Linked DNA regions of Homo sapiens: all the other regions are linked to region 1. A link is a contact called in ENCODE Hi-C or POLR2A ChIA-PET data. All regions are on one chromosome and are shown on one strand. Each heading gives the region's core, a stretch centred on a gene start or an enhancer-like site at or near the end of the contact. The rest is flanking DNA. Distances are from core to core; before and after follow the strand shown. Region 1 holds the start of HIPK2 (homeodomain interacting protein kinase 2). Region 2 has its middle 33 kb from the start of KDM7A-DT. Region 3 holds the start of LUC7L2 (LUC7 like 2, pre-mRNA splicing factor). Region 4 has its middle 49 kb from the start of KLRG2. Region 5 has its middle 6.6 kb from the start of KLRG2.

Region 1 (2,704 bases), core at 1-2,500:
ACACATCGAAGTGTAAAAACTTAGTTGATTCTGGGTTGCTTTCTGGCTGGAAGCTGACAGAACGGACTGAAGAGAAACGAAAGACAGTGTGCGAGGCAGACCTACTGCTTTTCTGCCTTGCGTTCTTTTCTTTCTTGCTAAAGGCAGTCAAATGGGGAAAAATACCCCGATGCCAGGTGAAGGTGCACAACACAGATCGACCCAGACCGAGCCAGAAAAACGTCTCCGCCGCTCCCCCGGCTGGAAAACCCAAAGTCCACGTCCCCTTCCACACGCTAATGAGGGGAGATTTTCGCCTATTTCATTGTTCTGCCTGGCTCTGACATGGACTTTTCATCTCTCTCCTCTCTCCCCACCTAGCCCCGTGCATTCCGATTCCACAGCCCCCCCAAAATCGGAGGCTCGCGGAGAATAAAGGAGCGTGGGGTGGGCGCGGAAAGAAATGGGAAGGGGCGCGGGGCGGAGAGCGAAGTGGAAAGGAGGTGCTCCGAAAGGTAATGTGGGGGGGCGGTGGAAGCTAAGCCGCATCACCTTCATTTATCGCAAATAAATAAAAAGCACAGTCACCGGTCCGCCTTCCCCGGCGTCCCTGCCCTCCCCGGGCAGCCGCCCACCCTCGCACACGCCCCCTCCCCTCCTGCGCCCCCGGCCCCTCTCCCCGCCCTGGAAGCAAGACCCTGCCGGCGCCGGGTCCCGGTCATCTTCCGGGCGAGGGAGGGGGTCGCGGCCCCCTCGGGCCCCGGGTGGGGGCTGGGGCAGGCGCCGGGGGCTGCGGGCGCGGGGCCGCGGGCAGAACAAAGCTGCGGGGGCCGCGGAGGGCGGCGGGCGCGGGGTCGGCGGGGCCGGGCGCCCCTTACCTTCGTACACGGGGGCCATCGGGGCCGGGGTGTCCGCGGTTCATGGCAACGGGGACGGGAAAGCGGCGCGCGAGCTCGGCCCCCCCAGCCTCAGTCGGAATCTGCCATCTTGAGCCTGTGTCTCCGCTCTCGGCGCAGCCGAGGCCGCCCGCGCCCGCATCACCGCCTCCCGTGGCCGGCGCCGGGGGAGGGGGCCGGGCGCGCCGCCGCCGCCGCCGCCGCCGCTGCCGCCCGGGCCCGGCGCGGGGGGCTCGGGGCTCGGGGCTCGGGGCGGCCGGGCGGGCGGAGCGGCCGAGGCCGAGGCGCCGAGCGGCCGCGGCCCCCGAGCGGATCCGCGGAGGGGCGGGAGCCGGGGGCAGCGCGCGGCCAGGGCCGGCGGGGCTCAGCTCAGCATGGCTGGGCGCGGGGGCTCCGCAAAAGTTGCTGGCGGAGGGGGGCGGCGGGCGGGGGCGGGGGCGGGGCGCGGGGCCGGGAGAGCCACAGGGAGTCCGCGCGCAATCGAGCGCCGATGGCACGGATGCGAGGCGGGGAAGGCCGAACCGAAGGGCAGAGCCGCGCCGGCGGCCCGAGGGGACCGCGCTGGGAGGGGCTGCCGCGCAGCGCGGGGGGACTGGGCGCAGGGCGGGCCCCGGGTAGTGGGTGAGAGGGCCGGCCTGGACCCGGCGGGCGCACGGCTCCGAGCCCAGCGCAGCCGAGCCGGTCTGCAGAGGGGCCCCCAGAACTTTGTGTGTGTGTGTGCACGCGCGCGCGTGTGTGCCCAGGTGCGAGGGTTCGCGCGTGTGCTGGCGGGGAGGGAACCGACCCGAAAGAGAGCCCCACGCTGGCAAAGTGGCTCGCCCATCTCACAGCCGGTTGGCGCTCGCGGAGGTAGGAGTGGAATGAATGAATGAAGGAGTGGGCGCGCGCCGTGCTCCGGAGGAGGGCGGGTGAGTGGAGGAGCTTCGGAAAGCCACACGAGGTCAGAGGCACCGAAGCCCTGCCGTGCACGCCGCGGAAATGCAGCCCCCGGGGTGGTCGCTGGGTTCCTGCCGGAGTCTGGCTTCCACGCCACCCTGATCTTCTCCTCCTCGCGTCTACACTGTCCCGAGGGCCGCCACTCCATCACTTGAATGGGAGCTCACAACTCTCTGGGTCCTCGCTTTTCTCAGCGCTCTCTCCTATCAGGGCTTCCGCTAAACACTCTCCAGACTCTCCCCAGCCGGGAGCCTCTCCAGGTTTGCTTCTCCAGCTGCCTCCCGGATGCTTGGATAGGATGCCCTGCCATCCCCTCCAACTTAGGAAGACTTGTTGAGTCTCCTCTTAGGCACTGTTTTTAAAACTGTGGGTCGTGACACAGTAATAGATCATAAAATAAATGCAGCGGAAGGCAACCAGCTTTCAAAAAGAACGAAATGGAATCCAATAGAAAATATTAGAGTCCATTGCCCTTAGTAAGGGCAACTATTGTTTCATAAACCTTTTGTTTCGATTATAGGTACTGGACAAGTGTACTGGACCATGATGTCAATTTTATTTCCGTCTGTGAATCGTGGGTTTAAAAAAGTTGAAAAGCTATCTGTGTAAAATAATGATCTCTAACACTGTATAACTTTCTTAAAAACAACCTCGTGATTTTCTCACTACTTCTTATCCTTTCCGGTCTCCATCCTCCGTTCCCATCCTTCAGTCCTTCCCAAAAAAGGCAAGCTCTTTCACACTTTTTTAGTGGTACATCACGACACCTTCCTCTGTGTGATCTTGTACTCTGCGGTCTTCCTTGCCCCCATAATCAATGCTACACTTCCTATCCCTTCTCTTAACCTAATGCCATTCACGTTTGCAGAATCCTAGACTACTGTTGCTAAAAG
Region 2 (2,704 bases), core at 205-2,704, 430 kb after region 1:
GGGTGGAAGGGGGATGAGCAGATAGGCGGGGTCAAAGCTGCAGGCCCTCTGAGTGGGCTCCCTGGTTCCAGAAGCAGGGAGCCAGTGCAGAGAGGGTGGGAAAAGAAGTCAGACTCTTTTACCGCCAGATTCACTTCTTTCTCCATGTGAACACTGCGTGGACTTCCAGAAGCATTGATCCTCTGCACTAGCATCCCCAGATTTAGGGACAAATAGATTTCTTGAGTTCCCAGAGGAAACAGATTCTGAGATGAGACTGGATGCAGAGCATGGCCCCAGGATCTGTCACTGATGGGGAGTGAAGGGAACAGGTGGGGCAGAGGGAGGAGCCTCAGTCGATCCCAGGATCCCACAGGGAGCTCTGGAGCTGGGATGGCCCTTCAGAGCTGCCCTGAATTGGAGCTAGGGGACCACACCTGGGCATTGACCAGTCCTTAACATGGGCTGCCCTGGGGGAAAGGGGTGACCTTGAACAAGGAGGGCAATTCCTGGAAAGGGACTCAACTAAGAGCAGCCATCAGCCACCCATGTCTCCAGCAGCTGGGGGAAGGAGCACCCACAGAACCCAGTACTAAGGATGGGTTATTTACATAACAAAGGATCAGTGGTTCTGTTTTCATTTTGTTTCACATTATTTTAATTTTTTAATGGAATGCTTCATGAATTTGCATGTCATCCTTGCACAGGGGCCATGCTAATCTTCTCTGTATCATTCCAATTTTTTAGTGTATGTGCTGTCAAAGCAAGCACTTGTTTCACGTTAGATGATAAAGGTGTTGAGGGAAAGACTTGCTCTTCCAACTGTATGTATCCCCCACAATGCACTTGCTCTTGATAAAATCAGGGCCTCCCCAGACAGGATTACCAGTTACACCTGTAATGCCCATATCTAACGTCCTAGCTGGCACAGGGATGCCGGCATAATAAACGGGGCTGCAGAGGAGCGTCATCCTGGCTTGGGATTCCTCGTCTTTCTAGATTGCTGAAAATGAGGAGCTGAGGGCCACGGAGCACTCAGAATCCCCACCAACTGCTGACCCAGAACCTTTAGCACAGTGGGTCTCAGAGAGTGTCTTACTAGCTTGAGACGTTAGGCTTCAGCAAAGCGGCACAGGTGCGGGCGAAGGCAACCTGGAGCTGTGGCTCTGCACGGGCCCTCGCCTGGCCAAGGCAAGGGACAGGACAAGAGCAGGAAGGAAAGAGTATCAGAGGTCAGTGTATCCATCCAAGGGCTCAACCTGGCCAGGGGACAAGGCAGAGGAGCCAGGCAGGCCCTGCTGCTCAGCACAGCTGCAATGCCACCTGAGATGAGGTGTGACAAAGGTGCCTGTCACTGTCCCTCCTCCTGTTCTATTCTAAGGGTCTCTGTGCCAGTTGTCAGTTCCTTACTGTAGTTGAAGCGAGGTGCACTCCCTTTCACTCTGGGTGCTACTTTCTTGGCTGAGAAAAAACAAGCTGCAGCCCAAGCCGCCCTGCTATGTGAGAAAGAGAAGTGAAACAGGCTGTGGGCTGGGCAACAGGAGGCTGACTGCAAGCGACCTGCAGATGCCGAGCCTTTGCTGGTTTACTCCGGCAGCACAACAGCATACGAAGAAAACCAAAGTGGCTCTCTCATTAGCCAGTTCCTGGAAGAGGAACGGTTCCATTTCTACAACCATTCAAGCAGCAGGGATTTATTGAAACCGATCCACGCTCAGGTCCCAGCGGACACAGTCCCTGCCTGAAAGGCACTAGAGCCTAGTTAGGGAGAGTAGAGTAACTCACCTGAAAAAAACAGCAAATGGACCTGACCTGTATAATTAGGGACTAAATTACGTGAGCCAGTCTCAAGGCGCAGTCCGTCAGGGAAGAACTCACCATGAAGACCGCCGAAGATCACGAAAAGGAGGCCAGAAGTGAGGAAAGGCTCCAGAGGCCAGGAGAGGGCATGGGGTAGCGGGGCATGAAACTGCAGGAACAGAAGCCTGGAGGCAGAGATGATAATGAGGAAATGGGCCTCACTAGACCCTGCACCCGAGCCAGGCGCATGGGTCGAGGCTGCCTCGAGAAGCCCCCTCAGCGTGGTTGCCACATAAAAGAAAAGATGCTCAGTTCAATTTGAATTTCAGCTAATCCGTAAACAATATTTACCATAGGTATGCCCCAAACAGTGCAAGACTTTTTTCTAAAACATCTGACTGAGCATGGTGGCTCATGCGTGAAATTCCAACACTTTGGGAGGACCGAGGCAGGAGGATCGGTTGAGTCCAGGAGTTTGAGACCAGCCTGGGTAACATGGTGAGACCCTAACTCTACAAAAAATACAAAAATTAGGTGGGCATGGTGGCACATGCTGGTAGTCCCAGCTACTCAGGACACTGAGGTGGGAGAATCGTTTGAGCCCAGGAGATCGAGGCTGCAGTGAGCCGTGATTGCACCATCACACTCCAGCCTGGGCAACAGAGTGAGACTCTGTCTAAAAAAGAAATAAAATAGGCAGGGCGCAGTGGCTCACACCTGTAATCCCAGCACTTTGGGAAGCCAAGGTGAGCAGATCACCTGAGGCCAAGAGTTCAAGACCATCCTGGCCAACATGGCAAAACCCTGTTTCTACTAAAAATATAAAAATTAGCCAGGCACGGTAGCACATGCCTGTGATCCCAGCTACTAGGGAGGCTGAGGCAGGAGAATTGCTTGAACCCAGTGGGCAGAGGTTGCAGTGAGC
Region 3 (2,704 bases), core at 147-2,646, 420 kb before region 1:
GTTTTAAATTTCTTTTTAGGCGATGAATATACAGTGTTAATGGAACACAAATCTCTATTATGTCCTTTCAAAGTATCTAGAAAGTGCCTGTCTTCTTAAACATTTGGTTTTATTAACTCATTCATTTTTCTTACAGTTTTAGATTTCTTTTTAAGCAACCTTTCTTCCTGCACACTGACCTATGTCTTACTTAAGGAATTTTTTTTTTTAGAAGTCTCGCTCTGTCGCGCAGGTTGCAGCGCAGTGGCGTCATCTCGACTCACTGCAACCTCCGTCTCCCGGGTTCAAACGATTCTCCTGCCTCAGCCTCCCGAGTAGCTGGGGAGGCGCCCGCCATCACGCCCGGCTAATTTTTATATTTTTAGTAGAGACAGGGTTTCACCATGTTGGCCAGGCTGATCTTGAACTCCTGACCTCAGGCAATCCACCTCCCTTGGCCTCCCAAAGTGCGGGGTTTACAGGCGTGAGCCACCGCGCCCGGCAAGGAATTAATATTTTACTAAAACAGTTTTTAGAAACACCAGGGAAAGGCTCAGGGCTAAGTATTTTATTCCAGTTTGTTCTAACAGCCACGCCATAGCAGACGTGTGACCACCTCCACCAGCCCTACGAGGGGTAGAACTGAAGCCAAGGCCCCAGTCACGGGCCGGGCTTCAGAATCCAGGCTTCCCTGCGGCCAGCGCCGCTGGCTCCCTGCTCCCCGAGATCGCCTCCCCAGTAGCTGAGAATACGCTGAGTTTTTATGGTTTCACATTCAGACTAAGCCGCCCGCGACCTTGTAGGTAAAGATGAATCCGAATGGGTCGGCGCGCCTGTTTCCTAGGGTACTGCTTTCGGGCGCTTTCTCCTGAAGTTGACACTTCCCAGCCGAGGAGCCTTAAAGCCCCACGCAGCGGAAGGAACGCGGCCCCGGCGGCGGCGAGACAGGCCTGCTCCCGGCCGGGAAAGGCGCACGAGAACCAGGACGCGTCCACGCCACTCGGGGCGGGCGTTCGCCCCGAGCACGCCCACCTCAGACGCCAAGGAGGCTGACCGCAGTCCGGTCGACGATGGGCATGGTCTCTACTTACTTTCCGCCCAGGCTAACCTCTAGCGCATTTTGCTAATTTGGGTCTGAATCGCCATCACCGCGGGCAGCGCAGCCTTAGCCGCCAGCCCTACAGCCGGGAGGGAATGTAATGTAAGGTTTGGCGCCTCGGGGCGGATCCGGCTTGCACAGTCAGTTAAGGAACCAGAGTATCGCGAGATCCGGGGTAAAGGGGCGGGAGGAGCGCGCGTGCACGCGCCCAGAGCCGTTAGGGTGGAACTCCACTCGGGCGGGGCGGGCGGAGTGATACAGCTGGACGCCAGTTGGTGGAGCCCCCGCGGGAAACGACTGAGCGCGAGGAGCGTGCGCGCTCCCGTCGTGGCGACGGTGGCGGCGAGCGGCGTCAGAGCTTGAGGGGGGGTTGACGGCTTCTGGCGGGTGGCGGTGTTGAAGGCGAGAGCTTGCTTGGCCCGTGTCGCTTCTGTCCCAAGAACCGGACGGAGAGTGAGGGCACGAGGGTCGCTGTCGGGGGCTGTCGTCTTCCACGTACACGTCGTCGTGAGGAGCGCAGTCCGGACTCTTCCCGCAACCCCTCCGGCTCCCTTTCCGCACGCCTCGAGGCGGCGGCGGCCACCGAGACAGCAGCGCACCTTCCCCCATCCCTTCCCCTTATCCCCCAGCCCAAAAGGGCCCGGTCTGCGCCCCACCCCCGCCCGTCCGCCCGCTACGCCGCCGCCATGTCGGCGCAGGCCCAGATGCGCGCGATGCTGGACCAGTTGATGGGCACCTCCCGGGACGGTAAGTCTCTGCCAGGGCCCTGGGGGTGGGGGAGGGGACGGGGACGGCGAAGGGAAGGGGTTCCGAGGGCGCACCTGGGCGCGCGCGTGTGGCTGAGTAAGGGGCTCCCAGATTGGTAACACGAGGTCCCCGTCCCCCGTCCCATCCAATCAGGGCTCGGCAGGCGGGCAGGGGGGGCGGTGACCATGCGGATTGGCGGGAACTGCTGCCAATGGGGTGAGGCGGGGCCTGGAGGCAGAAAGGAGAGTTTGTGCTTTTAATGTTGACTTGGCTGAGACGGGAGAGCCCGCGTCTCTGTTGCGTAGTTGGGGGGCCCGTTTTGTCGCTGGTTAGGTACCTGCGGAAAGCTAAGGCCTCCACCCCCGATATAATTCCTTAACCCAGAGCTTTGGGATCATCCCTCGCCGCCGTCCTCCAGAGTACCTAGAGAGAAGCTTCCCCCTCCTCTTCCTGGGTCAGGAGGAAACCTTTATTACTAACCCAGTCTCAGAGATGCACCCTCGAGCCCCACAGAAACAACCATTTTTATGGAAAATCTGACCCAAACCATGGTTTCTTAAGTGGGTGTGTTTGGCCCCATTTTGTGAGAAGGAACATGTTATGGCCTGTTTTTCCGAGAGACCTCCATTTTGTTAGACAATTTAATAGAGGCTTTGTTCAGTAAATATTGACAAATGTTGCATGTCCCTAACAGAACGATTTTGAAAATTTGGTACCCAGTGAAGTAGAATAGAGGAGAACAAAGATCCTTTCAGGCGTTTAGTTTAGAATCTGTATAGAGAGCCCTTAATTGCTGGATTATCCTTTGTCATAAAGAGAATTTCTAAATAAAATGATGAAATGCTGTTGCTTTTTTGGTGATGTTAATTAGTAATGTAC
Region 4 (2,704 bases), core at 74-2,573, 340 kb before region 1:
CTTCCCGAGTTCAAGCGATTCTCCTGCCTCAGTCTCCCGAGTAGCTGGCATTACAGGCATGTGCCACCACACCCGGCTAATTTTGTATTTTTTAGTAGAGACGGGGTTTCTCCATGTTGGTCAGGCTGGTCTCGAACTCCCAACCTCAGGTGATCAGCCTGCCTTGGCCTCCCAAAGTGCTGGGATTACAGGCGTGAACCACTGCGCCCGGCCTTTTTTTTTTTTTTTTTTTGAGATGGAGTCTTGCTCTGTCACCCAGGCTGGAGTGCAGTGGCACATTCTCGCCTCACTGCCGAGAATGCAACCTCCACCTCCGGGGTTCAAGTTATTCTTCTGCCTCAGCCTCCTGAATAGCCGGGATTACAGGTGCCTGCAACTACACCAGGCTAATTTTTGTATTTTTAGTAGAGACAGGGTTTCAACCATGTTGGCCAGGCTGGTCTCGAACTCCTGACCTCAAGTGATCCCCCGCCTCGGCCTCCCAAAGTGCTGGGAGCACTTCAGTGTGAGCCACCGCGCCCAGCATCACGCCCAGCATCACGTGCGTTTTTTAACCTCACAGGCGATTCCAGCCAGCACCTGTCCCTGGGGAGCCCTGAGCCTGTGGTACTTGGCCCTGAGGCTGGGAGGAGCTGAAAGGCTCCTGATGTCCCAGACACAGGATGTTTGCTGTGAGGAGCTTGGAAGTTAAAATAGAGTATGTTCTCAGACTGCCAGGTTAATTTGCAGTTGGAATAAGAAGCAAGCCGTGAGAATCACTAAAGTGTTTCTAAGATTTTTATTGCTTGTCAAGTACATCCTTTAGGGCTCCGCGTCTAAATATTTAAGATTCCAGCTTTGCTCTTATCAGAGCTCAAATGTGGCCACAGTTCTCCCACCCTTTGCCTGGTCATAATTCAGAACCAACTTATCACCATGGTTTGTTCTCATTCTCCTTCTCTTACTCCCAACCAGTGACACCCGGGCTTCTGCTTACAGCTGGAGGCACTGGCCACCTACCTTCCTTCCTTGGCTGGGAGCATCAACAGCCAAGCCCCTTTACACGGCAGTCATCTTGATGAGTTGCTGGGGCCAAAGCCTGCCCTCCCTCCCTCTGTAAGCAGTATGGATTCCTTGTGGCCTTCTGAGCCTTCTCCTTGCTACTCAAGAGTTTCCAAATCAAAAGACTTGCAGCCTGTTCCTGTTTTTTAAAAGTATTTATAAAAGCTGAATGTCAATTTTCTACTTAGAGTTATAAATAGAAGCAGATGCTCTGGTTTGTTGATCAGCACGCTGTGTTCTTACAGGGGAAGTCAAAGAATCCGAAGTGTGCTTGGAGCATAGAACTAGCGCAAGAGGGCGCTAGTGAGGCGGTGCGGCGCGGGCGGCCAGGAGCTAGGGTTTGAAAACAGACTTCGGTTTGAGCCCTGAATCTGCCACTTAGAAGCTGTGTGCCCTTGGGAAGCGATAATAATACATTTACCAAAGTCAGACTAGATAACCCCAGCACTGAGGAGTTATCCACATCATCTCTTCGTCCTTCACAACAATAAATCTATAAGCTAGAAGTTACCATCTCCAGACTTACAGATGAGATTGCTGAGGCTTAAAAAAGTCAAAAAGGTACTCAAGGTATCATGATAGGGCCTGGGGGAGTTGAATGTAGTTTAGATTAACCCCAGGACCTACTACTTTATTTTTATTGCGTTTATTCAAAGGCAAAACCTGTAAGAGATGCCTAAAAATGATAATGGCTACCTTTCTTAAAAAAACTTTATTGAGATTTAATTTTCCCACAATAAAATTCACCAATTTCGGCTGGGCGCAGTGGCTCACGCCTGTAATCCCAGCACTTTGGGAGGCCGAGGGGAGTGGATCACTTGAGGTCAGGAGTTCGAGACCAGCCTGGCCAACATGGTGAAGCCCCATCTCTACCAAAAACACAAAAAATTAGCCGGCATGGTGGCAGGCACCTGTAATCCCAGCTATTCGGGAGGGTGAGGCAGGAGAATCGCTTGAACCCTGAAGGTAGAGGTTGCAGTGAGCCAAGATTGTGCCACTGCACTCCAGCCTGGGTGACAGAGCGAGACTCCGTCTCAAAAAAAAATCACCAATTTTAAGCATACAGTAAGTTGACAAATGTATCCCACCACTGCAATCATGATATAGAATAGTTCCATCTCCCCACAAATTCTCTCCTGGCCTCTCCCAATCCTCTCCTCAAACCTCTGGCCCCGGCAACCACTGATCTCTCTAGCATGAGCTTTATCTTCTCTAGAACTTTATATAAATGGAGTTATTGGCATACAGACTTTCATGCCGACTTCCTTCCCTTAACACGATGCTGCTGAGACTCACCCGTGCTGTGTGCATCAGCACATCCCACCTTTTCACATTGAGTAGAATCCATTGTAAGGGTGCCCCGCCGCTTACCCACTTAAAGTCATGTGTTTATTTGCTTTTTGTGTATCTTTTTGGTGAAGTGTCTATTCAGATCTTATATAGGGCCTGTAATTTTTTTTTTTTTTGAGATAGGGTCTTGCTCTGTCACCCAGGCTGGAGTGCAATGGCACAATCTTGGCTCATTGCAACCTCCACCTCCCATGTTCAAGTGATTCTCCTGTCTCAGCCTCCCAAGTAGCTGGGATTACAGGTATGCACCACCATACCCGGCTAATTTGTGTATTTTTTAGTAGAGACAGGGTTTCACCATGTTGGCCAGGCT
Region 5 (2,704 bases), core at 134-2,633, 290 kb before region 1:
GGTGGCTGATGGTATCTGGTCTGTCCGAACAGACTGAGTTCTACAAGCATAAATTAAATTGCAGCTTAATTCCCCAGAGAGGAGGCAAACATTCCCACTCCTGGTTCTTGGCTGATGTCATCCCCGTGGCATCTTGGGCCCCTCTAGGGGCCCTGGAGACACAGATGAGGAAGGAGAGGGGTTTCCGCACAGCCAGCTCCCTGGCACAGCCCATCCCCAGCTCACATTCCACCTGCTCAGAGGCTCAGAGGGTACCCAAGCCAGTGTGACATCCCCTCACACCGCCTAAGCCCCCACCTTGGTCTCTCACCTGTCAGCTGTCTTCCTAGCATTCTCCACAGTCTGTGGTCAGCACGTGCACATGGTTGTTCACCCTTTAATGCTTGTCTCTGGCCCCCTAGAAATCCTCACTGCATCCCCAGATCAGTATCTGACACGCCATCCCTGGTTCTTGACTGACATCTCCGCCAGGAGCTTAGTGAATATTTATTAAATAAATTATGCTGAATGGGGCATTGTGCAGAGTGCTTCACACACCTGGTCTCTCTTCCCCCCCTCAATCTTTGGTTGACACATTTTTAAACATTAAGAAAAATGGAAAGAATAAATGGTGATCACGTGAACGCCCTCCACCTTGATTCAACAGTTAGCATTTCACACATCGTTCTTGTCCTTCTCTCCACCTCTGTGCAAACATTCTCTCTGTTGTTATGGAACCATCTGAGTGTGAGCTGCCGACCTCGTGAAGCCTCACCCTTCAATATTTCAGCGTGCATCTGCGAAGAATACACGTGTTTTCCATAAGTACAACGCCATTCTCACACCAAAGAAATGAACAATAACGCCGAGCCAGGTGATATTTTGGAGACCAAATTTAAATTTTTCTAATTTTTTTTCCAACCAGGTTCCCATCAGGGTTCAAGCATGACATTTGGCTGTTGGGTCCATTTACTCTTCATAATAACTAAAATCCCTACTTCACAGGTGAGGAAACTGAGATTCAGAGAGGTTGAGGAGCTAGTGTAGGGGTGCACGGCTCCTAAGTGGGAAAGCCAGCATGTCATTGGGCAGCTCCGGCTCCCAAACACATCTTTTCTCCCCTTTTGCTGCTTTATGCTCCCCTAGTCCTCCTGGTTCCCCGAATGTTTCATCCCCAGTCTCCCGCTGATTGAGTCCATGCAGGTCATGGGCTGGGGCAGAGGTATAGATGTTGCTCCCGTTACTAACAGACTAGGCCTCACTTTCCAGTTCCTTCAGCCACACCGCACCCCTGACCCCCATCCCCTGTAACTTTCTGAGACATCAGCCATCCAATGGGAGTGACGAGGCAGCCTCATTTTAGTGGAGGATCCACCTGCAGCTGGGCGAGGCAGAGGAGAGAGAGCTAGGCAGCTCTAGGGGAGGAACAAAAGGTAGCTTTAGGTCAAGAGTGTGGGTAAGGCAGGGACTGAGAAAACATTCCACCTGAATACACACAAGCTTATCCCGGGAGAATTGGAGAAGAGCCATGGCCAGCAGGAAAACAGCTCCCTGAGACATCTGTGTGTTGAAACAAAGGCCCTCCCTTGAGGTGGAGGTTGCAGTGAGCTGAGATCACGCCATTGCACTCCAGCCTGGGCAACAAGAGGGAAACTCCATCTCAAAAAAAAAAAAAAAAAAAGGAACATGAGGTCAGGAGTTTGAGACCAGCCTGACCAACATGGTGAAACCCCATCTCTACTAAAAATACAAAAATTAGCCAGGCTTGGTGGCACGCACCTGTAATCTCAGCTACTTGGGAGGCTGGGGCAGGAGAATCACTTGAACCCAGGAGGCGGAGGTTGCAGTGAGCTGAGATTATGCCATTGCACTTGAGCCTGGGCAACAAGAGCGAAACTCCGTCTCAAAAACAAACAAACAAAAAAACAAAACACACACACAAAAAAACTGGATCATGAGATCAGGAGTTTGAGACCAGCCTGACCAACATGGTGAAACTCCGTCTCTACTAAAAATACAAAAATTGGCTGGGCGTGGTGGCAGGCGCCTATAATCTCAGCCACTCAGGAAGCTGAGGCAGGAGAATCGCTTGAACCCGGGAGGTGGAGTTTGCAGTGAGCTGAGATTGTGGCACTGCACTCCAGCCTGGGTGACAGAGTGAGACTCCGTCTCAAAAGAAAAAACAAAACAAAACAAAACCCTCCCTTTTAGAAGCTCCATCCCCAGAATCCTTTCCTGTCCAATGCAGCACTTGTGGGATTGTAATGGTGTGGATAGACAGCTGTGGCTCAGGGATATGGGGGGCAGACCTAGCTCTCCTCTGCATTAGTGTCCCCAGCGTTAGCTGACTTTGTCGAGTCTGGGGTTCAATACTTGGAAAGACCTAGATGGGAGCAGGTAGAAGGACCAGGAGACCTGGGGGAGCAATGGAGTAGGGCTGGGCTTGGATATGTGAGACCAGGAAAAGCACTTCCTTGCATCACAGGTGTGTAACAGACTTTTCCTGCCAGGCTGTGTGGGACTCCTGTCACCAGAGACTGAGGGTAGCAAAGGGAGGAGGTACAAGTGCCCAGGAGCACCTTGGTGAAGAGGTCCCAGATTTAAGGATAATAGTATCTTCTTCCCCTCTGAACTAAATCAGCCCATTATGAATGAGATTTGCTAGTCCAAGAGTCTTGAGGCCTAAGTATCCCCCAAATCAAACAGGCCTTGCAAAAATCTAATC

Evidence for each region. A loop is a pair of places that touch in the nucleus more often than their neighbours do. ChIA-PET counts read pairs that join two places held with the same protein, here RNA polymerase II (POLR2A). Pooled maps may share reads with other maps.
Region 2: a pooled map shows a loop between it and region 1 (5-fold over the local background). The contact joins the enhancer-like site here to the promoter of HIPK2 in region 1. A Hi-C loop is called at or near these places in 3 of 37 single-sample maps with no recorded cell type and 9 of 50 pooled maps.
Region 3: a loop to region 1 is called in a map of CD8-positive, alpha-beta T cell, with 7 times the contacts of the local background. The contact joins the promoter of LUC7L2 here to the promoter of HIPK2 in region 1. A Hi-C loop is called at or near these places in 1 of 168 maps with a recorded cell type or tissue (CD8-positive, alpha-beta T cell), 2 of 37 single-sample maps with no recorded cell type and 15 of 50 pooled maps. POLR2A ChIA-PET finds 5 or more read pairs at or near these places in 2 of 52 experiments (Caco-2 and activated naive CD8-positive, alpha-beta T cell).
Region 4: a map of ascending aorta shows a loop between it and region 1 (4-fold over the local background). The contact joins the enhancer-like site here to the promoter of HIPK2 in region 1. A Hi-C loop is called at or near these places in 1 of 168 maps with a recorded cell type or tissue (ascending aorta), 1 of 37 single-sample maps with no recorded cell type and 6 of 50 pooled maps. POLR2A ChIA-PET finds 5 or more read pairs at or near these places in 1 of 52 experiments (HCT116).
Region 5: a map with no recorded cell type shows a loop between it and region 1 (2.3-fold over the local background). The contact joins the enhancer-like site here to the promoter of HIPK2 in region 1. A Hi-C loop is called at or near these places in 7 of 168 maps with a recorded cell type or tissue (HCT116, IMR-90, MCF 10A and 4 more), 16 of 37 single-sample maps with no recorded cell type and 18 of 50 pooled maps. POLR2A ChIA-PET finds 5 or more read pairs at or near these places in 1 of 52 experiments (OCI-LY7).

What each region holds. Positions count from the first base shown.
Region 1 is chr7:139,776,748-139,779,451 of GRCh38, forward strand. HIPK2 (homeodomain interacting protein kinase 2) reads right to left here and starts at 1,251. Exons shown (of 15, transcript NM_022740.5): 1 at 858-1,251. The coding sequence starts at 876. It also overlaps a transcript of TBXAS1 not described here. RefSeq lists silencers at 847-936, 1,367-1,596.
Region 2 is chr7:140,208,922-140,211,625 of GRCh38, forward strand. It overlaps the pseudogene RNU6-797P. Among named protein-coding and RNA genes, the nearest start is that of KDM7A-DT, 33 kb to the left of the region's middle. RefSeq lists enhancers at 1,165-1,244, 1,867-2,704. Within about 2 kb of position 1,455, at least 7 of the 41 ENCODE cell types and tissues checked have a DNase peak (open chromatin) inside an H3K27ac peak, as active enhancers do.
Region 3 is chr7:139,358,498-139,361,201 of GRCh38, forward strand. LUC7L2 (LUC7 like 2, pre-mRNA splicing factor) reads left to right here and starts at 1,397. Exons shown (of 10, transcript NM_016019.5): 1 at 1,397-1,825. The coding sequence starts at 1,765. All of the region lies in intron 2 of FMC1-LUC7L2 (FMC1-LUC7L2 readthrough), which reads left to right. RefSeq lists enhancers at 532-661, 1,382-1,431 and a silencer at 1,662-2,091.
Region 4 is chr7:139,433,413-139,436,116 of GRCh38, forward strand. It overlaps a transcript of KLRG2 not described here. Among named protein-coding and RNA genes, the nearest start is that of KLRG2, 49 kb to the right of the region's middle. Within about 2 kb of position 1,324, at least 11 of the 41 ENCODE cell types and tissues checked have a DNase peak (open chromatin) inside an H3K27ac peak, as active enhancers do; they include ascending aorta, where a contact is called at or near this core.
Region 5 is chr7:139,488,893-139,491,596 of GRCh38, forward strand. No RefSeq gene overlaps it. Among named protein-coding and RNA genes, the nearest start is that of KLRG2, 6.6 kb to the left of the region's middle. Within about 2 kb of position 1,384, at least 2 of the 41 ENCODE cell types and tissues checked have a DNase peak (open chromatin) inside an H3K27ac peak, as active enhancers do.